Linked DNA regions of Homo sapiens: all the other regions are linked to region 4. The links are chromatin contacts, found by Hi-C or POLR2A ChIA-PET in ENCODE. All regions are on one chromosome and are shown on one strand. Each heading gives the region's core, a stretch centred on a gene start or an enhancer-like site at or near the end of the contact. The rest is flanking DNA. Distances are from core to core; before and after follow the strand shown.

Region 1 (6,352 bases), core at 2,532-5,031, 3.4 Mb before region 4:
GAAACTTGATATATGAGAAAGATGGCATAGCAAACCCGTGAGTAAAGAAGAGACTACTTAATAAGTATTCTTGGAACAAATGTTCAGTCACAAGGAAAAACTAATTGGGTGGGGCATAGTGGCTTATGCTTGTAATCCCAACACTTTGGAAGACAAAGGTGGGAGGAATACTTGAGCCCAGGAATTCAAGACCAGCCATGGAAACAGAGTGAGACCCCTGTCTCTGCAAATGAAAAAATTATCTGGATGTGGTAGCACATGCTTGTATTCCCAGCTACTTGGGAGTCTGAGGTGGGAGGATCGTTTGAGCCTGAGAGGTCAAGGCTGCAGTAAGCCATGGTCACACCATTGCCCTCCAGCCTAGGGAACAGAGTGAGACCTTGTGTCCAAAAATAAATAAATAAGAAGAAAGACAAAATAATTGGATCTGATCTCACAAAATGTTAATTCCAAGACTTAAAATAAAAAGGCAAGACTTTAAAGCTTTAAAAAAGAAGTGCAGAATTTTTTTTTTACTTTGAGGTTGGAAGAGTTTAAAGCCATTTTAAAAATGTTAAACACAAGAGAAGATAGATAAATTCAACTAAATCAAAGTAATTTCTACTCATCAAAAGATATAAAAACAAATTATAAAGGAAAGCCACAATCTTGGAGATATTCAATCCACATAACTGACAAAAGTTTCATGTCCAAGATATGTCCAAGAACTCTTGCAAATTGATTAGGGGGAAAAACACCTCCATGAAACAGATAAAATGCATGAACAAGCATGGCACAGAACAAGCAGTACCTGAAGACATATGAAAAGATGCTCAGCCACACTAATAATCAAGAAAGTACAAATTAAAACAACTCATTAGCTATAGCTTTACTCCTACTACATTGGCAAATTTAAGAGTTCTGAAAGTACCAAGTGTTGGTAAAAGTATAAACTTTTTAAAATATTGTATTTTAAACAACTACAATAGTAGAAACAACTATTTTAGAAAACACTGTAGCATCACCACATGCCCTCTAACCCAGCAATTCCACTCCTAAATATATGCCCTACAAATATTCTTAACATGTGCACCAGAAGACATATAAAGAATAATCATATAATTGTAATAGCAAAAGGTTAGAGACAGTCCAAACATCAGGAAAATCGGCACATAAACTATGGTATATTCATAGTAGTATATTATGTATCAACAAGAAGAAATGAACTAATACTACATGGCACAACTTGGAGGAATGATAGAAACAATCTTGAATTAGTGAAGCAAGTTGCAGAAATCTGAAAGTCATACTAATTGTATAAATCTCAGAAACAAGCAACATTAAGCACACATATATGTGTGTGCACTATACTTATATGTAAACCATACTTTTAAAAGTATGTAGATATATAGATCTTGATCGATAGATATAAAACTACACTTAAAAAATAAAACAGGTATGATAATGATTAACCCAAATCTCAGGTTAGTGGTTAACTCTGTAAAGATGGGATAGGGGAATAACAGTAAATTCAACAATCTAGGTCTTCATATGGGCCATAGATTCAGGAGTGTTTGCTTTGTTTCATTACTTAAAAACAGACATTGCATACCTATTGAAGATCTGTCATATATCTGGCCACGTTGTTTTAAAATTTTATTTTCTAATATATACCTACAAAAGAATATATGTAGCTATCATTAGTCAGTGGTAGGCACATCCTGAGTGTTTTGAGCATGACTGCCTAGTCTCGTTATTTGCTTCATAAATTTCATGTAAATTATAAAGGACAAAGTAAGAGTTCATTTTGGCTTTGCAACTTTAAATGGCATTTTGATACTACCTTTAGCTCCAGATAAATTCCATAAATTATACTGACTCGGTAGATGGCTTTCCTTTTTTAGAAGAGTTGAATATAATGACATGTTCCTTTTCCCTCAGCAAAGAAAATAACGTCTAGCTATAAAGGAATAGGCATATACTACATGTTCTTCAGATCGAGCCTCAGATCTGAAACGCAGTCTTACTTAACCTCTGCATGCATCCTTCCTTCCGTTTAAGCATTTGTTAAAAAATGGAAAGCATTTCTATTTTCTTAACTTTTTCTTTCATTTAATGTCTTTTTTAATTTAGAGTTTATTTGAGCATCCAGTGATTCATGAATCAGTCAGCACTAGACCACAAGCAGTTCAGTGCTCCACTGTGGAGGCAAAAAGGGAAAACTTTTGTAAGATGTTTGCAGACACAAAACAAATAAAAATATTTGGTTAAATTGGGAAGTCCCTAGTGAGAAGTTGGTTGACAGTTTCTAGTTGGTTAAGCTTAAGTTTTGTTTTCTGGATTTAACGTCTTGTTTCTATAATTATAAAATGAATACAGTCACTTCAGAAACCTAGAAATGTATAAAGTAAAAATTTTCCACAATACTCCACCCAAAGATAACTTTTTTGAGTATGAATTTGTTCTTCCTCAAAATACGCGTTTTAAACAATTGATATCAAAATGCATCTTGTTTATTTGGCTTTTGAAACTGTTATAACACAACTTATAACATTGGAAATACATTATTTTATTAATACAAAGTAGTTTTCATAGTAAAATACCAAATTAATTAAAAGGCAGAATGAAACGTACCATATACATGTAGACGACAAATGAAAACTGTCAAAGTATCCTTCTCTCTAAAAAGCCACAAATTACGTTCTTTGAAGTAAGTATTGGGTTTTATTTCCTAAACTATACACATCAATATCACCTCCTGAAGCTTTTTACCCAGTTTCACGGTTGGTATTTCGGACATGCAATGTTCCATGCTGTCAAACTTGGAATGCCTCGTTTGGATACAGGGAGACAAAGACTTGGAGACCCAGAAGCCTGAAAGTGGTTCTTGACCGACTTTGTCCACTCAAATTAAGGCATCATGCAGCTGGTCATCACTTACATTGCTGGTTGCACGCAGGCACACACACACCAGTGCTCACAGCCAGCACTTGTTAAGAATGGTTGAGCTGGACCAAATGGTATACGTGTCTTTCATCAATATAAACATGGACTGCATTCATCTGGACACGGGCCTTTCCCGCCTACCGAGCCTGCCCACCACCCGAAGTTTAAGCTCATCTTGGAGGACCTGACACTCAGGAAGCCGTCTCCCGTTGTTCCACCGGCTTTGTGGCCCCAATGTCTGTATAAGCTGCTGATTTGCCTTGGGAAAACAAACCAGCATCGATTTCAGAGAAATTACTGGATAATTTGCGCTGTGAGGCGCCTAGATCGCAAGGCGCACTCCGCAAATGACAGCCGCTCCCGTGCACTTGTCCAGTCATTCGGGTGGCATACTGTCCGGGTGGAAGCCCGCCAAAATAATCCATTTGGAAGGGACGGAGGGCTTCGTCAGAAATTGCCTTCTTGTAGCTATGAGACATTGAGCAAAACAGATAAGAACTGGGGCAATGGAGGCATAAACATTAAGGCTAGGATGTATTTTTGGGGAGAAAGCGGCGGCTAGCAGGGACGAAGCTCAACTTCATGCGCCGCGCCCCGGAATGCTTTGCCTTTAGCCACTAGCGGAGCCGCCCGCCTGAGGGAGCCCTCCGGGAGTGAGCGCACGCAACCGTGCAGTCAGATTCCTCCGCCGACCGCGGCCCTCTCTCCTCGGGCTTTGCCTTCGCTCTCTAGCTTTTCTTCTTTCACTCCCGCTCGCCGACTCCAGCCCGCTGGGCTCACGCTCTGCCGGACACCAATCCCGGCGGCCCTGCCCGACGGAGCTCAAGGCTAGGCCTGGCCTTGTCCGCGGAGTCCGCCCCTCGCCGCCACCGGGATCCGCCCCCGCGCCGACACGCACTTCCGGCAGCGCCGCGGCCGGGAGGGACCGAGCGGGGAGCAAGGCCTGCGGGGAGGCGCAGGATGGACGCGTTGGCTGTCATGATGTAGGACCTCCTGACCTAGAACCATGCCCGGCGCAGGGAGAACAACGAGCTTACGGACCGGGTGCGGGGGCTGCTGTGCGAGAAAGCCTACCTGCTGGCCCGGGAGCGTTCGCCGGCCCACCTGGTGGCTTTCCCTGGACGTTTAACGGCGACTCCGCCCGGCCTCCCGACTTTTTGATGCAGGCGTTCTCTTACATGACTTTCTTCGAGGCTAGATTCTCGAAAGACATCCTGAAGGTGGCTTTCTTAATTAGCTGCCTCACCGGCTGGCGGAGCAGTTCGTAGTCGCCTACATCGAGAGGGAGAGCCCCGTCCTGGCTCAGTACTGGGGCTTCGTGGACGCGCTGTAGCGGGTCTTCGCCGTCGTGGGTAGGAAACAGTCGGGCCGGATCCCCGGTGTCTGGGGAGCGGCTGCCGGCCGGGCCCGCGCGAGCCGCTTCACTCCTACAAGCCCGGCTCACTAGTTCCAAGCTGCTGGACTTTGACCCTCGCTGGGAAGCTTGATCGCCGCCTGTTCTCGCCAATCTCTATGCCTTTGCACTGCCCAGCAACCCGGTCACTGCCCAGGACCTGTTAAAAGTTGAATGGACCTCCCAGAATCACGCCGCTGCCACCGCCGTTTCTAGAGACGGCTTTTGGCCACCTTTGAGAATCAGGGTCAAACTTGGAAGGGCCTGCATTTGTCACACTTCCTCGGACACTAATTTGGATAGTTCAGGCCCAGAGACGGCTTCCCGGGTTAGTGTGCCTGACAACACTGAAGAAAAATTGTGACATTTTCCTTCCCCAGAATTACTTCGTTTTATACATTTCACTTCTCTTCTGAAATCACAGCAATGCCAGTTTGCGCCTTTTGGTCTGAGGAACGCAGGCCCTGGCCACTACCAGGAAAAAGTATTTACTTTTAAAACTTGAATGTATATCTTTACCGTATGCCTAGTACAGTAGTGCTTGGAAGAAACAGATTAGTAAGACAAAATATATGTCTTCAAGAACACTTACGTTCTGAGAAAGAATTCTGAATGCAGATTCTAATGTCTGGTAAAATGCTTTACAGTGTAAAGAATGCATATATGATTCTTATTTTATGGCATTTTAAACTTTCCACCCCACGGTTTTAAAGTGTTAATATATGTTAAAAATATATGCAATTTATAAAGGAGAAGGAAAGCCCAGCTTGATTTTTGCTGCCAAAGATGGTATATTTAAAATTAAACGTAACTAATGGCAAAAAATAATGGGAATGGTGCAGTCTTTGAGCTGTATCCAGTTGGCATTATTCTCTTGGACTAAAAGGAATAGTATTAACTTCCTCACTTTGGGTAAGCCACTTTAGATTTTTGGGCTGCAGTTTTCTCAGGTAATTAGAGACTTTATATTATGAAAGTTTGGTTCACAATTCTTTGAGTCTCTTTTGGGAACAAAGAAGGTAAGAGGAGGATATGTGCCCTCCTCTCAATCAAGGGGTTTCTTGAAACCCTCTAAGGAGAAAAATCTGAAACTGCCTTTCCTAAAACGTTCATGGGTTTGTCATTCTGATGATCAATATCGTCCCACTGAAGTATCTTTTTGAATTCCTAGTTAGGAATCTTTATGTTAAGATAAACTGATCACTCTCTCCTTCGTGGACAGTTTATCTACCTAAAGATGATAGGGGAAAACACTGTTTTTGAAAGACGAAATAAAGACATGTTGTAGCAGTTATTTTATTGCCAGTTAGTATTACAAAAGTTCCTAAGGAACTCCCCATTAACTTGGCCTCATATGAACTACGCTTGAGTCCCGTTTTAAATTGAGTCTTGATCGTATTTACTGACAGTTTCAAAGCAGCGTTTTTTTTTTTCCTCCATAGTAAAAAACCTACAGGATACCACCACCAAAGGAAAAAACAAGTTTTTTTCAGTAAACCTCACAAGAGCATACATTTGATAGAATACACGGATTTTCTAATGAAAGCTCGCCGTCACCATTTTATAAGTCAGAACATGAAAGTCAAAATATCTCATACAGATGTCTTTTTTTTTTGAGAAGGTACACAAGGCTTGCTTGTAGAGATGGAGTTACATGGAGGGACAGAAGGTCACTGGTCAGTGATTTTAGGTTTTTATACTTCTGAAAACAGGTAATTACAGATTCTGATCAGTTTATCATTTTCTTTAGTCTTTTATTTTCTGCTGAATGCTCTCAAGGGAACGGATCCATACCTGTTTATCAGGCTCACCTGGAAGAGCCAAGTCATCCACTCAGGTCTTCCTCTGGACCTGCATAATTTCCTCATTTACTAGATTGGGTTTCTTTTATGTGTGGGCTTTTAATGCTTGGTATCTCTGGTCTTCCTAATATGTAATGCTTAGCATAATAATTTTAGCCATTATTCATTTTTGTAGTAGGCTTCACTAGCTTCCTGCTTCTCAAATCCCTTGAAAAGATGAGATTTTTTTTTC
Region 2 (6,078 bases), core at 3,020-5,519, 3.3 Mb before region 4:
CATCTTTCACTTCACTCATCCCATCATTAAATGTTAAGGCTTGAGGGGTCTGGGACCCCAAGTCTTTTGATTCTGGGGTCTCCATGGATTCTACTTCCTGGCCGTAGCAATTGACCTTCCGAACTTCCTCACTCCCCAGCTCTTTCAGGATCGCTTCCTGAACCCTGAGCGTTGTGGTGGGCGACTTGCCGTCCTCCTGACTCGGGGGTGTGCCTTCTACTGTGTCATCAGAAGGACTGTCATCCTGATCCCCGATTTCCTCTACATCATCATCCTGGGTGTCAGCAGCATCTCCAATGGGGCGATTTATTTTAAGGCAATACTTACTTTTGGACTGACCATTGTTTTCATCGGGACTGGACACATCACGCTTCTGAGAACACAGTTTATCCAAAAATCGGATACCAAGAATCTGACCCGATGACATCATTAAGTTAACATCTTCTTTTTTCACGGAAATCTTTGCTGTGTACATGTAGTTCAGGACCTCTTCAAATATATCAGAACGAAGAAAATCTATTTCTATGACCGAAGAACTATCAACCTCAAGCTTCTTGAAAAGCTTTTTAAAGTAAGTGCTGCAGGCAGCAAGAACACATCTGTGTGCTCTGAATTTCACATCCTCAACCACAATAGCAATATCACAAAATTCTCCTTCCAGGCGTTGTTCATTTAGTGTTTTCAGAAACAGAGTTTTATGATCATCGTCATTATATTTAATGGTTTCAGACATACTGATGAAAAACTCCTACAAAAAAAAAAAAAGTTTAGTAATTATAAATAGTACTTTTCCATATAGAGAACACAGTCACATTTTCATTTCCTGGTCAATCTATGGAACCTAACAATTTCAGAAAGTCAATGTTAAGAGTGGTCTTTGAATATGGGTAGAAAAGACTGATCCCAACTCAAGGATCTCCATATTGTTACTCCTGTTCATCTTCAATTTACTAAGTATTTGCCTAGTTATATCCCAGGCATTGTTCTATGTGCTTTACATGTTTTAATTAATTTAATATTCAGGTAACCTCATGAGTACGTATCACTATCCTTATTTTAGAGACAAAGTTAGAAATCTGCCCAATATTCTATAGCTATTTAGTGAAGAGCTGGGACTTAAATGCAGACAATCTGGCTGCAAAACCAGTGCTTCCTGACTAGAGATAATCAAATAACTCAAACTCAAGTTTTAAGAAACAGGTTCAAGGGAACAATCCTCTAGTCCTCTCTGTTGCACCTACTCTTATTCCATCTACTCTATGGAGGATTCAGCAAAATAATTATGTTATACCTCCTTGACAGAAGGAACAAATTACTATTGCAGAACTAGAGAGGAACATTACTGCCAAAATATCCCATTGAGTGTTGTGTTCTAGATTTTCCACAGCACTTTTGGGCCACTTCTAAATGAAGGTCAAGGTTTAATCTGACCTTAAGAGAATGAGATGACATTTGGGAAGTGGCTTTGTTCTCTCTAGATGCCAATCTACCTGCATCCAGATAAAAGTGCCATCAACACCAGATGTAAGTACTTGATAAGTGCTGAGAGTATTTTATAAGCAAAAATTTGGAACTGGCATGAAAGATCTCTGTCATCATGTTAAAAAACTGGTCATCTTAAAGCATTCTCTATGTTTCCTTTTTAAAAACATTGTTTTACTTTTATTCGGCTAATATTTTCCCCCAGACAAATAGAAGTGTTCATGCACAATCAGAATTGGTATATATATTTTAAAGCAAATGCCAAGTCATTTTCATCAAGATTTAATATCCAAAGTTATAGTTACCATGAACAACTCAGGCTATTATCTTAATGCCTTGAACGCCAAAATCTTCAGATCAGAGTAACTCTGATCAGGAGCACGCCAGACCTACAGAGGAAAGGATAAACAAGAATGAGGTAGGATCTTCCTGTATCCCAAATCCTAAACCAAGAATTGATTTTTTAAAAATAAACTTTCTTGTTCCCTCTTTTGTGCATTTTCAGGTTGGGGAGAGTGGCAGGTAGGTAGCTGGTACATCAAGTGCAGTTCTGAACAGATATGGACTAGAACAGATAAGGGCTGTAGCACTCGGGCATAAAGGGGCTGTGCCCTAGGAACTGGAAGGAGGGGTTGGAGAACCATTAAGGGATTTCTCCTCACACACTAAGCTCATGTCCATATTTGTACAGAGATTGATGGCTACACAGATATAGAAAAAAACAAGTGCACCGTGCCCCCTACACCTATCCCATTTCCCGCTGGGTATGTTAGCCCTCTACATTTTTCTCTCGGCTCATACAAACCTATAGAAGTATATACCTTACAAATAAAGCTATAGAAGTACATAAACCCAACAGGTAACATGGGAGGAGAGGGAACAATGATTGCTTTTTCTTTCTGCACCTGTGTGATGTATTAATAGCATACACGTTTGTTTTTAAGATTGTATTTGATAAATCCAGGTGTTTTTACCTCTATCCCTACAATAAGGGTGAAAGAATTTCAGCTTTTTTGTGAGTTTTAACTCTTACCGGAAGAACTCCATCCTGCAGACCCATATCCTGAAAAACAAAAAGTTTCCTCTACTGAACAGTGACCACACAGATAAGTTGTTTGGTGTGGTAGGAGCAAAGGACTGGGCTGTAACAGTCTTACACAAAAACCATGGAACAAGACTCCAACCTGGAGACCAACACCTTGAAACCCATAATAAGCTCCTTCTAAAGAAAAGTGAACACACCGAGCTACCCAGCGTAGAAGCGGGATGTCTCATCTGAAGTTTGAGGTTAGGCAACATTTCCAAAAGATGATTCTGACTTGATCATTCTACGTGTTTCTGCCTCTCTATTCCCTAGAAGCACCCAGGCCTGTAATCATCCAGAGGCTAGGCAGCCCAGCAAAAACCTTACACTGTGACACTTACTACTGTTGTCACTAACTCGTCCTAGGGCTTGTGGGATAAAAGTGCATGGGACCAGAGAGAGGAGTGGCCTTAGACTAGCTATGACAACATATCAATGTGTTGTTGTTGTTTTGGCTAGTGTGTACTTGGCCACTCGCCCCTCTCCCCTCTCTCTCTCAAGATGTATGAGACCTGGAAGAGAGACCATGTGTGTCCAAAGCCGCCTCCTCCCCGCCCCGCCCCCCTTGCCATTGAGATGTCCAATTGCTCAGTTCAGGTGAGTCAAAACTGGAAGACAGCTGTTGCCAGCATCTGTGTAGGCAGGTGTAGGAAAAGACGTAGCCCCAACACCACCTTCATAATAAGGCTGCCCCTTCCTAATTGCTCTCCAAACTGCGGGCGCGCTAAGCCGCGTTACAGTGCAGGGAGCCGGGCTTCCCGCAAAGCCAAAAACTTACATAAGCAGCTGCAGCCGCCTCCCCTGCCCCGGGCAGCCCGACAATGGCGGCTGCACGACTTCCTTGTTGCAAGCTTGCAACTTCGGAGTCGGGAGGAAGCAGGGAGCCAAGCGCAGACCCAAGAAGCCCTCAAGGCGTATCGAGTCCTCCCTCTCAATTTCTTTGGGCCTGGGAGGTGGGGAGTGGAGGAGGCCGTTTGCACTCCTTCCCAGACAAAAGCTCCCAGCCTGGGAGCCAGGTGGTGAAAGGGCCACTTTCCCTTTCATAATCAGACGTCGAGCGCAGGCTTGGGACCGCGGCTCGGAGCGCGCAGGGAGGGACTGCGGCCCGCGGCGGCCCCGGCGGCGCGACGAGCGGGAGCGGGCGTGCGGCCGGCTCCGCAGCCCCGCGCCGCGCCGCGCCCCGCTCCGCCCGCGAGCCCGGAGCTCGCGCCCCGCGCACTCCCCGGCCAGCTCGCGCCGGGCCCTCCCCCGCCCTCCCGCGGCCGGGGGCGGGGGCGGCGCGCGGCCGGCTAACCCAAGCTCCGCGGGCGCACCCGGGAGTGCGTGCGCTGGGTCCCGGCCCCCTCCTCCGCCGGCGGCTGTAGGCGGCGCGGCGGGGCCCGCGGCTCGGAGGGGCGGCGCCCGGCGGGCCGCGCTCCGCGCTGGGTTCGGGCCGTCCCCACCCCCACCGCGGTGCACTGCGGCGGTGCGAGCGGGGGCGGCCATGAACTCGGCCGCCGAGGCTCTGCGAGCGCGCGCGCGGGGCCGCCGCCGCCTGGCCGCTCCCCGAGCCCGCTCGCCGGCCCGCGCGGCCCCCGGGGCGCCCCGGCCCCACGCCCAACCCTGGCCCACGCCCGTCCCCGCTCGCACCGCGCCGCGCCGCTGGCGGCCGCCGCACATCCTGGAGCTGGCTGGTGCCCCAGAGCTCGGCGAGAACGCGCGTCTTCCGGGCCGCCCCGCCAGCCGCCGGCCGCCCCCGCGCCCGCCTTGCGGACGGCCCCAGCCCCTTCCGCACCCTGGCCCGCGCTTACCTGCAGCCTGGCACAGGCACAGACACTGCCGTGGGTTCCCCGCGCTCGCTAGCAAACGCAGGCCGGGACCGGAGGGGCTCGGGGCGCGGGGGCACGGTGGGTGGCAGTGTGTTTTGGATTTTTTTTTGGAGTTTGGGGAGGGGGCGGGGTGGGGGAAATCGTGCACGTCCCTGATGGTAGCAGCCCTCCTCCTGCACGAGCACAGAATGTCTAGCCGGCCGTGAACACCCCCACCGCCCCCCCCTTCCCGTGCATGCGCGGTGCGGGCTGGGGGGAAGGCGCGCCGCCGGCTTGCGCAGGCACGGAACCCGACCGGGTCTCTAAGTGGGCGAGCAAAGAAAGGGTTAATCCGGGCCCTTGCCGACGCTTTCGTTGGAGACTACGGGGCCGCCCCCGGAGGGCCCTGGCCTGCGCACGCGCGCGCACGCGCGCGGCTTGGGGCGCGCGGAGCCCGCGCGCGGGAGAAGGAGTGGGCGGGGCAAGGGCGGGGCTTCGGGAGCCAGGGAACTTAAGCACGAGCGCTGCTCGCGGACACCCGCCCCGCCTCAAGCTCCCTCCCGCCCTGGTTCGTGGGCTTCCGCCCGCGCCCGGCGCCGGCGCAGCGCCGGGGACGCGGGAGCCAGCGCTCCCGTGCGTGTGCATGTGCGTGGGCCAGAGCCTCCCCCGGGCGCGCGCAGGCCGGGCGCTGAGGCTGCGGGGCTCTGCCGCGTCTCGGAGCGGGCGCCCCGGCCACTTTCGCCCTCCGCGCACACCGGCCGACACCGGGAGGCGCGCCCACGGGTCTGCGGTCTTGCCTCTTGCCGCCGGCACATTGAGTTTGTGGGGGAGTGGACGGTGCACAATAAACACTTGCAGAACAAATGGAAAAAGCGACGTCTTCGATTTGTAGTGTAAAGCGCAACCCCAGTTGCCCAGCAGAAAGGGATCACCCATAGGGCTTCGGAGCTAGTAGGTCCGCGCCCGGACACTCCAAGGAAAAGTCCAGGGGCTGGAGGCGGCGACCCGTCTGTGGCAGTCCAGACCCTGGACTCGATTCGGAGAGCTCTGATAACTTGGCTCTGTCCTTAACATCCCTGCTCAGCGCCAGTAATGGCTCCGTTGCTGTTGAACCACGTCGCCTTCCCTCTGACGCGGCGGCTGTGCCTGTGTCTGGCGTCGGGAGCTGGGAAGTCCCTCCCGCTCCCGCGTTTTCTGCTCACCGAGATGCAGGAGGCCGGACAGCAATGCCGCGCCGCCTTAGAGTCGCTCATGTTGCTTTACCTCACACGCGAAGTTTCCCCGAAACGCGTAATTTAATATCTAAAGATTAGAGCAGAAGCTTCCTCTTGGGCTTATTGAAGATGACATAAGATAGTGCTTGCAACAGGCACCTAAGTAAACATTTGGGAAATAATATGATGATTGGATGTGTTAATTTTCTAAAGGAAGTTCTATATGGCCTCAGTTGATTTTGTAATGTTAATTGACTTTGGTTTAACGTTCCCCAAGGCGACTTTATACGCATCTTTTTTGATGTTCACAAAAGCACCCAAGTTACGGCTTATATGGAGGAAATAGGATGGAAGAGACCGGTTGTAGAGTCAGACATATCCAGTTCACATATTGGGTAAATTGTTTAACTTCTCTAAACCTCAGCTGAAGGAGAGCTATGGAAAGCACCTAATAAGGCACTTGTAAGGATTAAGTGAAATAATGCCCAGCTAAGGTATTAGCTCCATGATG
Region 3 (6,863 bases), core at 2,307-4,806, 3.2 Mb after region 4:
GAAAGCATACCAAGCTGAAACAGACCCTGAAGGTTGTCAACCTCAATGGAATATAAAGAATGGAAAAAACTTAGAGCCAGGGTAGATGCAGATTCAGATACCACGGTGGTCAGAGATAATTCTTCCAAATCCAACTCGAATGACAAGGTAGATGGAGGTGCCAGTAGTAAATGGGAATGAGCAGATTTGGGGGAAAGGACTGAGTTCAGTCACTTTGAGGAGTTGCCAATCAGTCTTGGGCCACAGAGCGCCCAGCACCAAGGAGACAGCTGGGCATATGGGTTTGGAGCTCAGAAGCAAATCTCTCCGTGGAAATGTGAACATGAGAGCAGTTAGCTATGGATCCTATTGAACACCGTGGAAATGGCTGGGGTGTTGATAAGAGAAAGAAGAGGGCAGGGCTGGGGAACTGTCAGGGAGAGGAGGAGAACAGCCTTCTCTTCAGAATTCTAGTCAGCCCTGGTCTCTCTGGGAAGATGGCTTCTGGAACTCCACCTATACCTTCTCTCCAGCACAGAAAGTAGAGGTGTCATCATCCAAGGAATGTAGCTTCAGGTGATGGCAACTTCTTTTAGCAACCATACTTTTTCTTTTTTTTTCTTTTCTTTTTTTTTTTTTGAGAAGGAGTCTCTCTCTGTCACCCAGGCTGTAGTGCACTGGCGTGATCTCAGCTCACTGCAACCTCCACCTTTCCAGTTCAAGCGATTCTCCTGTCTCAGCCTTCCAAGTGGCTGGGATTACAGGCATGCACCACCACACCCAGCTAATTTTTGTATTTTTAGTAGAGACGGGCTTTCCCCATGTTGGCCAGGCTGGTCTTGAACCCCTGGCCTCAAGCGATCCACCCACCTCAGCCCCCCAAAGTGCTAGGATTACATTCCTGAGCCACCATGCCCAGTCAACAACCACACTTTATAAAGTTCATATTAACTTTGCAGTCAATGCAACTCTGTCTTCTCAAAAAAACAGCTGGAAAGTCAACTTCTTTCTTTAGGCTACATGATGATCATTATTTTATTCTTATTAATTCATGTTCATTGGATTCCCCATTGCCTTATTACTGGTCCCAATACATCCATGGAATCCGGTTTCTAACACTTACCTAATGTGTGGGTTCAGGCAAGTTTCTTAGCTCTCTGTGCTTCCTTTTCATTACCTGTGAACTGGAGACATTTATAGTATCTACTTCATAGGGTTTGCGAAGCTGAAATGAGTTAATTTATGTAAAGTGCCCAGAACAATGTCTGGTGCATAAGTACTTTATTAATGTTAGTTGTCATTATCATCATCATCTATCGGAGTCTCTCATGATTATATTCCAAACCATCTCACCTAGTCAGAATTTGTCATTAAGAAAACTATGGGCTGGGCACGGTGGCCCACGCCTATAATCCCAGCACTTTGGAATGCCAAGGTGGGCAGATCAACTGAGGTCAGGAGTTCGAGGCCAGCCTGACCAACATGGCGAAACCCCAGCTGTACTGAAAATACAAAAATTAGCCGGTAGTGCTGGCGTGTGCCTGTAATCTCAGCTACTCGGGAGACTGAGGCAGGAGAATCGCGTGAACCCAGAAGGGGGAGGCTGCAGTGAGCCAAGATCACACTACTGCACTCCAGCCTGAGTGACAAAGCAAGATTTCATCTCAAAAAAAAAAAAAAAAAAAAGAAAGAAAAGAAAAAAGAAAACTATGGAGCATGACATGGAAGCTGGATAAGAAACTTGTTTGCAAACTCCAAGAAAAACCAGGACCTAAAAGAAGGGAAGAGTGGAATGGAGGGTGAGCAGAGTAGGGGGCCTAAGCTCTCTATATCCACTTTGAACAGATTTCTTCCCCTTTTTTTTGGTTGTTTATATTCCATTTCTAGAAAAGTTTCATTTGGAAAAAGGGTTCTACTGCTTTGCGGGGCAAAAAGGAACCATAGCTAAGCTGCTAACTAGGGTAACATCCTATCCCCTCTGAAATACAATTAAATTCAGCAACGCCATCTGGATTCAGTGGCTGCTGTGTGCAGAGCGCCTGCTGGGCTCCATGGAGAGGGGAAGGAATCAGTGTCTGCATCCAAGTAGTTCACACTGTAACAGGTGACCTATACACACAGACCCCTTGCCAGGCAATGTGCCCTGTAGTATGGCCACACAGAGGAGGAGTCCTGGGGAGGCTCCATGGTGAAGGTGGCTTTTGAAGGACTGGCAGGGTGTCAATAGGCAGAGATGCATGGACACTAAAATCCAGGCAACAGGAACAGCATAGCCACAGGACCGGGCGTCAGTCACATTCTCCCCGCTGGCCGAATGACGCAAATAATGCTCAAATTCCATGCTGCGGTTTGCTTTGACTGGCGGAGGTGGAGGGGCGCGAAAGACGAGCCAGCATGCTGCACAGCAGGTTTAGCCTCCATGCCCGGGGTTTGGAGCAAGAGAGTGAAAACATCAGAGCTATGTCTTCAGAAGGTCTTGTGTTGTGAAACTGACTGGCAAGCTATCACAGGAAGCTAAGCGAGGTGGCAGGCTGCTAGATTAAAATGATCTCTAAACAGAATTCGCTCTCAGAGTTCATTTTCAGCCTACCTCATTAGGGCAGATTTGGTCTTCTCACATTGTTATTGCTGTATCGGAGGAATCTTTCTAAAGAGAAAAGTGACAGCACACATTGCTGCCATTTGAAAGCCAGCATTTTTAAAGGGCGTAATACATAGTGACAGTTTTGATGTATGCCCGTGGGTGTGGGTCCTGATATCTCAACATACTCTGCCTGCATAATTTAAAATGACAGTTTAGCCTGTCAAACTTAAATGTGAGTGAAGTTCCTTGGATATTTATAAAACATCAAAAAGACAGAATGGTGTCAGCAAAAGATGGGTCTTTTTATTACTAAACCACGGGACGATTTTTGGATAATTGCTGGCAACTCACCTAGAAGCTGAACTTCCAGACAAAGTATAAATTTGGTGGTGCCACAGTTTTGAAGATTATTTTCACTCAATGCAATAAAAGGATATTACAGAACTCTAGCACAAATTGTAGTCAAAGATGGAGACGCGTCAATGACCCGTTTGTTTTTAATGTGTTTTAATGTTTTTGTTTTTAATGTATCCATGGTTTCCAGTTCCCCTGAGAAAGTGGAAATTACCCATGCTAATAAAGCAAGCGTTAGTGCGAAGACCTAGCTGATGTTTGGCTGGTTTTTAGCCCGCTAGCCAGTCACCCTTTATAAAGCCTGCCAAGTTTGGAGCGTGGGTAATTTTACACGCGGGTCTCCACAGATCCTGTCTACTTCGGTAGATTTATTACTAGGAAAGTGCGTGGGGGCACTAATTTTTGTGAATTGACTAATGCGTTAGAATTTTAAAAACCGGGTAGAACGCAGCGCAGGAAGCGAGCGTTCCCCGCCGCAGCGCCGGAGCGTCCAGCCAGAATCCCCCTGCATGCGCAGCCCCTGGCGTCTTACGTCCCACAGGCCCCACCCCGGCGCCTTCCGTCCCGCAGGCTCCGCCTTTGGCGCTGGGCTCTGACGTCACCACCTGCGCCGCTCACAGTAGAAACAGGAAGTGGGACCAAAACAAAGGAGCGGCGGCCGGGAGCGGACTTACCTTACCTTCTCTGCCTTCGGCGCGCTTCTCAGCCGGGCCGCCGACCCAAAGGAGCCGTCCGACTATGTCTAACATGGAGAAACACCTGTTCAACCTGAAGTTCGCGGCCAAAGAACTGAGTAGGAGTGCCAAAAAATGCGATAAGGAGGAAAAGGCCGAAAAGGCCAAAATTAAAAAGGCCATTCAGAAGGGCAACATGGAAGTTGCGAGGATACACGCCGAAAATGCCATCCGCCAGAAGAACCAGGCGGTGAATTTCTTGAGAATGAGTGCGCGAGTCGATGCAGTGGCTGCCAGGGTCCAGACGGCGGTGACGATGGGCAAGGTGACCAAGTCGATGGCTGGTGTGGTTAAGTCGATGGATGCGACATTGAAGACCATGAATCTGGAGAAGATTTCTGCTTTGATGGACAAATTCGAGCACCAGTTTGAGACTCTGGACGTCCAGACGCAGCAAATGGAAGACACGATGAGCAGCACGACGACGCTCACCACTCCCCAGAACCAAGTGGATATGCTGCTCCAGGAAATGGCAGATGAGGCGGGCCTCGACCTCAACATGGAGCTGCCGCAGGGCCAGACCGGCTCCGTGGGCACGAGCGTGGCTTCGGCGGAGCAGGATGAACTGTCTCAGAGACTGGCCCGCCTTCGGGATCAAGTGTGACGGCAGAACCCGCTCTGAGGTTTCCTGGCCATAGCCACCCTTTGAAATGCTCTCTGTGTGTTAGAGAGATACTATACCCTAGAAACTCTGAACACGCCAGAATGCTGAAATGCCCTTCTACCTTTGGGTTTACAGCCCCCTCCACATAAATTAAGAAATTCAGTATTTCTGCACTCTTAGCTGGATTCTAAAGTTCTGTATAGCTCGTAATGATGGTATTTTTATAGCAGCCTTTTAACAGAACTAGTTAATTTCGTGTATATGAATCTTTCTCGAAGATCTGGTCAAAACTGTATTCAGTTTCCTGCCCAGAATGATCAGATTGAAGGTGGTTGGTTTTTATTATTATTTAGTGTGATTGATAGTATCTAGAATGGCAGGTGGTGCATAAAAGTTAAAGAGAGGGGAAAGATTACTTAGTTTGGTTATACAGTTATAAACACCATGCAGTGTATTCGGTGGACTGTGCTATTTCTGTTTATCCTTTGGGTTTTGGTTTTTGTTTTTTTTTTTTTTGCCTTCACAGTGAGACTGCAAATGATTGTTCTCATAACGTATATTATTAATAAATGTGGTCCTATAATTTATACTGAAATTACCTTAGGATATTTTTGCATAATACTCTCTTACTGCTTACATTCTATAAATTTTTCACGTGATAATTGTCTTTGCGTAACTGGGAAAAATGCCGAATAACTTCCTTTATTATCTGGAAAAATTAAATTTGTTCATTTATATTTTCTACTTACTAAATTGAGTTTTTAAAAAGACTTAGTGTGACATTTGACAGTGTCTTTCAAACGAACTTCTCTAACAAGTTTATAGTTATTTTCCTGTTTCAACACTATTAGAAGTCTTATAAATTATGCTAATTAGCATGGCAGTCATGTTACACACTCTTAACATTGCCAAAGAACTGTTGATTTCGTTTGAGAAAACCCTAGGACTGTGTGTGTGTAGGTTTTGTTTTGATTTTAACAACCAAAAATAGAAATAAAATTAGAACTGCGTTTTAAGTTCTAATTTGCATTTATTAATTTGTCCAAAAGCAAGAACTCTTGGAAATCCTTGAAAATATAAGCTGGAATGTTTTACTTAGCCATGCAAGTCATTTATGTATACATCCAGCCAGCTGGAAATCTGAGAAGTAAAGAGGTAGGACTGGAAGGAAGGAGAAAGCTTGAGTCTTTAAGGCTAGAGCCCAGCTGTGCTGCCTGCCATCTTCTCAGGAATGGCAGTGCGTATTTTCTGGCTGAAAAGTAAAGCATGTATCCACCGCTTTCTCATAGCCTCGAAACATGGAGAAAAGCAACTTGCTTTTGCCTTGGCAAGCATGCTAACCTAAGTTAATTCAAGTTTTTTTTAACTTACCCTTTCCTTCACTGGAAGATTTTTCCATAAGAGAATTCCATTGTTTCAGAAAATAATTATAGGGGCCCTTCCAAGTTCTTTGAAAGATTCATAACCAACTATTCACTATTATAACATGTTTCCCAGTGTAAATGAGTAAGGAAAAAAAAAGTGTAACAGGTGCGTGCAGATGAGGAGTGACCCTCATATTTAAGTTATTTTATATTTGACTGGACATTGTTCAGAAGTGTGCTTTAAGGGACACTTGTTAGTTGTCTGCCCAGCATCTCTCAAGAATATCCCTCCTGTCCTCCACATGGTTGTGCAGGGCCATGTGTGAAGACAGCATGAGTCTTAACCCCTCTTTTATTTTATTTTTGAGACAGAGTCTCGCTCTGTTGCCCAGGCTGGAGTGCTGTGGCGCGATCTCTGCTCACTGCAACCTCCACCTCCCGGGTTCAAGTGATTCTCCTGCCTCAGCCTGCCGAGTAGCTGGAATTACAGGTGTGCACCACCATGCCCAGCTAGTTTTTTTGTATTTTTAGTAGAGACAGGGTTTCACTATGTTGGCCAGGCTGGTCTTGAACTCCTGACCTCAGGTGATCCGCCCACCTCAGCCTCCCAAAGTGCTGGGATTACAGGCATGAGCCACTGCACCTGGCCTTAACCCCTCTTTAGATTGGAAAAAATAATTACAACTTTAAAAATAGCTTAGTGTTGAACCCTTTGGTAAACTAAAGACCCTTTTATAATGCACATATTCCCAACAAAATTAATATATTTTGTGAGATTAAACAATGCTTGTATATGCTTGAACTTTCTTAAAATATGTCCATGTCATACTATTATGAATGTACATTTTTATGAGTCATAAATATTATTTTCAAAAGCACTACAGGCCCATGAATTACTTCCTCACTTTTGCAGTTGATTACTGAAATGTAAATCACAAGAATTTGTCAATTAAATCATTTTAAACTGCATGTTATTGGATGTGAGTGTGCATCCTGTTTTAAAAAACACTTAAGAAAAAAGAATTGCGGGGCACAGTGGCTCACGCCTGTAATCCCAGCACTTTGGGAGGCTGAGGTGGGCAGATCACCTGAGGTCAGGAGTTTGAGACTAGCCTGACCAACATGGAGAAACCCCGCCTCTACTAAAAATATGAAATTAGCTGGGCGTGGTGCTGCACACCTGTAATCTCAGCTACTCAGGAGGCTGAGGCAGGAGAATTGCTTGAACCTGGGAGGCGGAGGTT
Region 4 (6,534 bases), core at 567-3,066:
GCGTCTTGCTTTGTAAAATCACAGTATTCCTGAAAAGCCATGCATAAATCAGTTTCTTTAATCCCTTACATTTATATAGTGCCTTATGGTTGCAGCAGACTGCAGAGATTGTTAGTTGCTTTTTTCCTAACAATGCTAGAGGAAAGGAGGGGCCACTACTCTCATTCTCATAGAACAGAAGAGAAACCCACAGCTAAGAAATGTTCTGCGGCGGAGCACAGTGGCTCATGCCTGTAATCACAGCACTTTGGAAGGCTGAGGTGGGAGGATCACTTGAGGCCAGTTCAGGGTCTCACACTGTTGACTAGCCTGGTTAACAAACCAAAACCCCAACTGTACAAAAAATTTTTAAATTAGCCAGGCGTGGTGGCACGTGCCTGTGGTCTCAGCGGCTCAGGAGGCTAAGCAAGGAAAATCACTTGGGCCCAGGAGTTCCAGGCTGCCGTGAGCTGTGATCGCACCACTGCACTCCAGCCTGCGCAACAGAGCAAGGCTGTCTCAAAATCAAAACAAAACAAAATGAAAGAAAAAGAAAGAAAGAAGGAAAGAAAGAAAGTAAATTCCGTGATGGTAAGTGATGGATCTGTGTTTCAAATAATATAGAGGGATCATATTTTACATATTCTCAGAATTCATATTATAAAGATCCCTACAGTGACTGCACAGTTAAGAATGCTCTCATAGATGTAAACTTCCAATCTACACTGTGGGCAACGCTAGATTTTTACAAATCAGGTTTGCTGTGTAACATATGCGTGTACTGTGCATTACTAAACCTAGTTCTAAATACAGCACAGCTGAAATTTTGTGGGTAACGTGATCATTCGGCAAATGTTGCCAGCCCCTATCATATTCAGAACCCTGTGTTCTGAGATGCTCAAGTTCAAGCTGAGGAATTTGCTAAACAAATCTCTGGCAAGGAATCAGCAGTGATTTTCTGTATCCTTAAATCCTTCCAAACAGAAATGGCAAAACATACGACCCGAGTCCATAATTCCTAAAGTTTCAATCTTCTCGCACTGTTTGAGTTTTAACTCGCTTATTCCCCCAAAGGAGTATGCCATTTACTTAATTTAAAAATTAAACAGCATAAAAACTTCTGAACTCTGAGTGAGACAGCGATCAGAGTTAAAAATAACTGATTTCGCGCGTTTCCGTGCAAAATGGGAGACAGACGTGACGGAGAGAGACCGAGCAGTGCCACGGCCCGGTAGAGGGTGCGGGGGCTTGCACCCGCTGGTGTTTGTGAGAGAGCGCTGGTGTAGACGCGAACGCAGCGCAGGCGGCCCGGCGGCGCGGCCTCAGGTCGGGGCCTTTCCAGCGTTCCAGCTACACCGAGCGCGCGGGGGCGAAAACATGTGCATGGTGTTTGGGGACTGTGCGCATGGGAGTGTTTTCACTGTCAACCAGGGTTCTTTTTCTTATTTTGAACCCATTTTCATGATGCACCGGAATGCTGAAGTTCAAAATTGCCTACGGAGAATTTTAAGACTAAAACCACACTAAGTTTCTTGTGTTAACTATAAATGCGGGTCAGAGTGAAAGCCGAGTAGGGAGGAGTGAAAAGGGGGAAAAGGGAAGAGATAAGAGGAAGAAAAGATGAAAGAGCCGGCGGAAGAGGGAGGGAAGCGGGGGCGGGCAGGCGAGCAGAGGCAGGGAAAGAGCGGCGCGGGTTGCGGGAAAGCTCCGCGCGCAGTACCCAACCGAGGCCCGGGCGCGCGGTCCTCCCGCCGGCAGGGGGCGCCCACCCGCCCGCCTCCGGCCCCTCGCGGCCAGCCGCCCCGCCCGCGCCTGCGCTTCCTGCCCCTCCTCGTCCGGGATGCTGCTGCCGCTACTGCGGAGTAGCTGCTTCCCTTCCTCCTCTCCCGGCGGCGGCGGCGGCAGCGGCGGAGGAGGAGGAGGAGGGGACCCGGGCGCAGAGAGCCGGCCGGCGGCGCAGTTGCAGCGCGGAGCCCACGGGCCGCCGGGGCCGCTCCAGCGGGCGGAAGCCGAGCCCGGGGCCGACCCCCCGCGCGCGGCGGAGGCCGAGGGGGCGCCGGGGCCCGGGGCGCGCAGCCGGGGGGCGGGCGGCGGCGGGCGGCGGGCCGAGCGGGAGCCGCATGCGTGTATGGATCCGGGCGCCGCGCTGCAGAGGCGGGCCGGGGGCGGCGGCGGTCTGGGCGCGGGCTCCCCGGCGCTGTCGGGCGGCCAGGGCCGCCGGAGGAAGCAGCCCCCCAGGCCGGCCGACTTCAAGTTGCAGGTCATCATTATCGGCTCCCGCGGCGTGGGCAAGACCAGCCTGATGGAGCGCTTCACCGACGACACCTTCTGCGAGGCCTGCAAGTCCACCGTGGGTAAGGGCGCCACGGCGACCCTGGGCCGGGCCTCCTGGCGCCCGGGCAGGTGCCCTTCGCCCCGTGGGCTTCGAGTCTCATCGAGCCTGGGAGTCTTTCGGGGATGGGCCTCTCGGTGAAACTAGGGGCGGGGGTCTCCTTGGAGCGCCCTGCATCCCAATCCCAAAGCCTGGCAGAGGTTTTCGTGCCGCCTCCGGGCAGACCTGCCCTTGGCCCCCGGCCCTGCCTCAGAGGTCCTGGCAGCCCCCGGGGCCTGTGGGGGCGGCTCTCCACGGAAACTTCGGCCCTTAGCATACTCGCCCAAGAAAAAGCTGGGTTCGAGTGGAGCGCAGGCAGGCAGGGGAGTGAACGCCTAAGGCCGCTCTCGCCCGGCCCGCCAAGGCCAGCGCGCGCCGTCTGCTGCGGGTGTGATCCCTGCGCAACCAGGGCAGTTTTCTTATTTTGAACCCATTTTCAAGAAATGAAGTTTAAAGTCACCTATGGAGAATGTTAAAACTAAAACTACAGTAAGTTTCTCGTGCTAGCCGTACGTACGGGGCAGAGGAGCTTCAGCTGTATTTATCCATGACCTCAAACAACCCGGTGACTGGCGGGCATGGGGTTGATTCCTCCAGTACCGCTGTTTTCGGTGAGGGACAGGAGTGAAGTAAGTACAGGAACGCTCCAGGGTCAAGGAGGAAAACAGCCGTGGATCTGAAATGGAAACTGCAGGGGAAATTTTTTTAATTAAGTCATGCTTAGAGGACTTGACATTGAGATTTCTCAGTTGGATGTGGGTAGCAGTTGTTTCTATGGAAAACCCCTTAAAAGATGTCCAAACTAGGAGAACCCCGTTCTTTAAAATAAAGGGCAGTCACTTCCGTGATAGGAAGTGAGAGATTTCCCCAGGGGCGGTCCAAGAAACTGAGTAGTCAGGAGATTTGATAGAATTAAAAGCATAATTTCATGTAATTCTATTTATTAATAGTGTTATAACCAGTGGTAGTTCCAAGGCTGTCAGTACGATTTTGAGATGACTTGATTTGAAATTGTCATGTAACAAAACAGTACTACATTTAAAGTGTCTTATTGGAAAGTGAAACCTCCAATTTTTGTACTGTCTTTCTTGGTTTGTTTTCAAGAACTTACTTCCCTTAATGCTTTTTTGGAATAGATCATTTTGGAAATATTTGTGATGTCTGTACCATATGTTTTTAAAATGTTGTCGTTGGAGACATTATATTAAAATGAGTAGCATAACTATACCTGTTTCAAATATCCAGTCTTGGATCATGCAGAGTACAGGGAGTTGTTAAACCATCAAATGAGGGTTAGGCTGTTATTTTAGTACCTGACATAAATAAAGTAGGGTTAAATTCCGTTTAGAATTGTCAATATTTTATGGCTCCGTACTTCAGTATATAAAAATGAGAGATAATAGAGTTGCACTGTGTGATGAAGAGAAATCAGGTACCCATAGGTGGGTAACTGAGGGCTTGAGTGGATGGAGGGTGAGATGGATGAGCAAAGGTGTGCTTTAGAATGCAGAAGAGGAGAGAGGAAGAAGGATTTTCTAAGCCTGGCAGCAGTGGAGCAGCCCCCCACCTCTGGGGAGGGTTCCTTAGGGGACTTGGGAATGGATGCTGCGAGACCTTGACCGCCATGCTAAGGAGAATGGACCCGATCCTATGGGCACCTGGAACCAAAAGACTCCTTAGTAAGGCATTGGCACGAAAACAGTTTGGCAGAGTTGCATAGGATGTTTGGGAATAAGGAAGAGCTGCGGAGGATGCTTGGGAATAAGGAAGAAACCAGGAGGCAAGGAGACCAAGCAGTTTGTTTCTGTGTCCCTTAACAAACATGCACTTACCCGAGCACATACTCCCTACTCTGAGTGTGGTTGAATTTCTGTCTTGCTCATTTTTGTTTGCTTCACATGTAGCCTATAATACTTAGAGTACTGGAGTACTTTAGTACTCAGTGCGTGCTTCTAACTGTGGGATGTTCAGAGAATGATCATGGCCCCTGGCCTGCTGCAGAGCGGGAAGACACTGTGAGAACGCCAGCCAGCTCCACTTCAGTTTCTGCTTCAGAGTTGCTTTTCCCCTCCACTCATCAGATCGTTTGTTGAGCACCTACTGTGTGTTGGGTGTTATGCTACCCAGTGGGGATTCAGTGGTAAACAGGACATCGACTCTGTCCAGAAGTGGATCGGAGCTTCTGGGAGCTGCGTGACCGCTTGTCAGGGCAGTGACAGATGTGTATGGGTATTTGGGAGCACAGTGAAAGCGCCTCCAGTCGAGGCTAGTGATGAGGCCTGGTCAGAGAAGGCTTCCTCGTCATTGGAATGTTTGAAGATAAGTTTGTTCCTCTAGTTCCTTTAGAAAAATGCAAATTAAATATGGTACTGGGTGTGGTGTAGAATTGTGGTTGCCTTACCTGAACGCTTACCATTTGAGCAGTTAGCTCCCGGGGTTCTTCCCAGGCTGGTTTTTCTAGTTTCATCTTCATGTAGTGCAGTGAATTCCATATAGAGCAAGAGTCTCTTCCACAGTAGGAGTTTCTCCCTACCCTGTCAGGGCTGCTCGCGACAGCCGTCTGGGAAAGACCGTGAGCCTCACAGCATGGCCCAGGGAAGAGTCCCTGAGTGTGCCTGGACCAAGATGGGTCACTAGAGTGGTAGTATTGTCTAATTCCTAGGCTAGGAGAGTGTTTCCATTAAGAGCCTTTTTATTTTTATTTATTTATTTATTTTTGAGACAGAGTCTTGCTCTGTCACCCAGGCTGGAGTGCAGTGGTACGATCATGGCTCACTGCAGCCTCGACCTGCCAGGCTCACACAATCTTCCTGCCGCAGCCTCCTGAGTAGCTGGGACTGCAGGTGCACACCACCAAGCCCTTTTTTGATTTTTAGTAGAGACAAAGTCTTGCTATGTTGTCCAGGCTGGTCTCAAACTCCTAGTCTCAAGCACTTGGCCTCCCAAAGTGCTCAGATTACAGGCGTAAGCCACTGCTCCTGACCAGTAAGTGCCCTTTTAAAGTAAATGGGATTCACTTGAACTTTCTATAAAAGATCCGTAGTGGAAGTCCTTAGGGATTTGAGATGATGAACTATTATGTAAAATTATAAATGAGCAAAATGTTGTTTTTTGTATTGTTAATCAAATCAGAAACTGGTTTAAAAGATTTACAAAATTCACAAGGGTATGAAAAACAGAGGTTGTATTTACTGATTGGTCTGTTTAATGGAAATTGTCTAATGGAATTGTCTCATATTTTCAAATGGGATTTTGTTTTCATGGAATTTAATTAGTCTGATTATAATTTACAAGTTCTTTTAAAAAGTACAGGAGCAGCTTTTTAAAGTTTGAGAAACAGAAAAAAGTAATTGACTAAAGAAATTTACAACTAACATGCCTGGTCCACTATTTTCCTCATAGCAGTGCCTGTATCACAAGCATACTTATCCACCATGAATCTGTGTGTGCTTTTGCAAGTTGACATTATTGCTTCCTGAGTGAAGCTGTAGAAACCATTTCTATCTAGCAATGCCGAATTCTTGATCTTGGTTCCTTCTGTTTGACTCTCATTAGTTTTAGCATAAACAGGTAAATGTGCTTTTTTAAAAGTATATTTCAAAAAACAACTCCATAAAATTACATATCTGTCAATCTTTGTTTTATTTCTATGTTACTGTTGGAAGCTAGCTGTTAATTTTGTTTAGGTTGAAATGGTTTTACCTTTTAAAAACCTACCCCCGCCCTTGCTCCAACAGCATTGCATGCTGGAAAAAACACTAGAGTAAGAATAAGAAATGTGGGTTCTTGCTCCAGGCTCTGCCACTAACTAGTTTGTGACTTTGGATAAGTAATGTAGTTGTCTGTGCCTATAAATAGAAGTAGTAGTAGTAGTAGTAGTAGTAGTAGTAGTAGTAGTGGTCACTGCTATATGGTGAGCACTTACTACACCAGCAGAAGGCCTCATCACAGCCCTGAAAGTTATCCCCGTTTTACAGATGAGGACGAGAAGTCTCAGAGAGGTAGAAATTTACCTGCTGTGGCACAGCTGCTCAGCAAGTGGTCAGGGCCAAGGGCTGCAAGTGAATTCTTTTTAACTATCTTTCTGTCTGTTCCTTAGCTTACTTTCAGGTTTAGATTGACTTTGCTTTGTTGAAAATACTAATGGCTCACACACATAAAGGTCAGACATGATGGAGCCCTTT

The links. A loop is a pair of places that touch in the nucleus more often than their neighbours do. ChIA-PET counts read pairs that join two places held with the same protein, here RNA polymerase II (POLR2A). Pooled maps may share reads with other maps.
Region 1: a map of naive thymus-derived CD4-positive, alpha-beta T cell shows a loop between it and region 4 (6-fold over the local background). The contact joins the promoter of LINC00526 here to the promoter of RAB12 in region 4. A Hi-C loop is called at or near these places in 1 of 168 maps with a recorded cell type or tissue (naive thymus-derived CD4-positive, alpha-beta T cell), 1 of 37 single-sample maps with no recorded cell type and 12 of 50 pooled maps.
Region 2: a loop to region 4 is called in a map of CD4-positive, alpha-beta T cell, with 11 times the contacts of the local background. The contact joins the promoter of ZBTB14 here to the promoter of RAB12 in region 4. A Hi-C loop is called at or near these places in 4 of 168 maps with a recorded cell type or tissue (CD4-positive, alpha-beta T cell, ascending aorta and naive thymus-derived CD4-positive, alpha-beta T cell), 6 of 37 single-sample maps with no recorded cell type and 22 of 50 pooled maps. POLR2A ChIA-PET finds 5 or more read pairs at or near these places in 2 of 52 experiments (CD4-positive, alpha-beta memory T cell and MCF 10A).
Region 3: a loop to region 4 is called in a map of naive thymus-derived CD4-positive, alpha-beta T cell, with 18 times the contacts of the local background. The contact joins the promoter of CHMP1B here to the promoter of RAB12 in region 4. A Hi-C loop is called at or near these places in 1 of 168 maps with a recorded cell type or tissue (naive thymus-derived CD4-positive, alpha-beta T cell), 1 of 37 single-sample maps with no recorded cell type and 11 of 50 pooled maps.

Annotation. Positions count from the first base shown.
Region 1 is chr18:5,234,248-5,240,599 of GRCh38, forward strand. LINC00526 (long intergenic non-protein coding RNA 526) reads right to left here and starts at 3,782. Exons shown (of 1, transcript NR_026849.1): 1 at 2,477-3,782. It overlaps LINC00667 (long intergenic non-protein coding RNA 667), which reads left to right and starts at 3,853. Exons shown (of 3, transcript NR_015389.1): 1 at 3,853-4,802. It also overlaps the pseudogene LOC100422274. RefSeq lists a silencer at 3,799-3,968 and an enhancer at 4,189-4,368.
Region 2 is chr18:5,291,457-5,297,534 of GRCh38, forward strand. ZBTB14 (zinc finger and BTB domain containing 14) reads right to left here and starts at 4,270. Exons shown (of 4, transcript NM_001243702.2): 1 at 4,196-4,270; 2 at 2,516-2,545; 3 at 1,788-1,871; 4 at 1-748. The coding sequence starts at 1,790. RefSeq lists enhancers at 2,853-3,540, 3,541-4,227, 4,916-5,601, 5,319-5,478 and silencers at 3,669-4,608, 4,689-5,108.
Region 3 is chr18:11,847,857-11,854,719 of GRCh38, forward strand. CHMP1B (charged multivesicular body protein 1B) reads left to right here and starts at 3,557. Exons shown (of 1, transcript NM_020412.5): 1 at 3,557-6,588. The coding sequence starts at 3,656. The coding sequence ends at 4,255. All of the region lies in intron 5 of GNAL (G protein subunit alpha L), which reads left to right. RefSeq lists enhancers at 3,410-3,649, 3,918-3,967 and a silencer at 3,974-4,268.
Region 4 is chr18:8,607,621-8,614,154 of GRCh38, forward strand. RAB12 (RAB12, member RAS oncogene family) reads left to right here and starts at 1,817. Exons shown (of 6, transcript NM_001025300.3): 1 at 1,817-2,333. The coding sequence starts at 1,820. RefSeq lists silencers at 1,645-1,874, 2,305-2,604 and an enhancer at 3,055-3,104.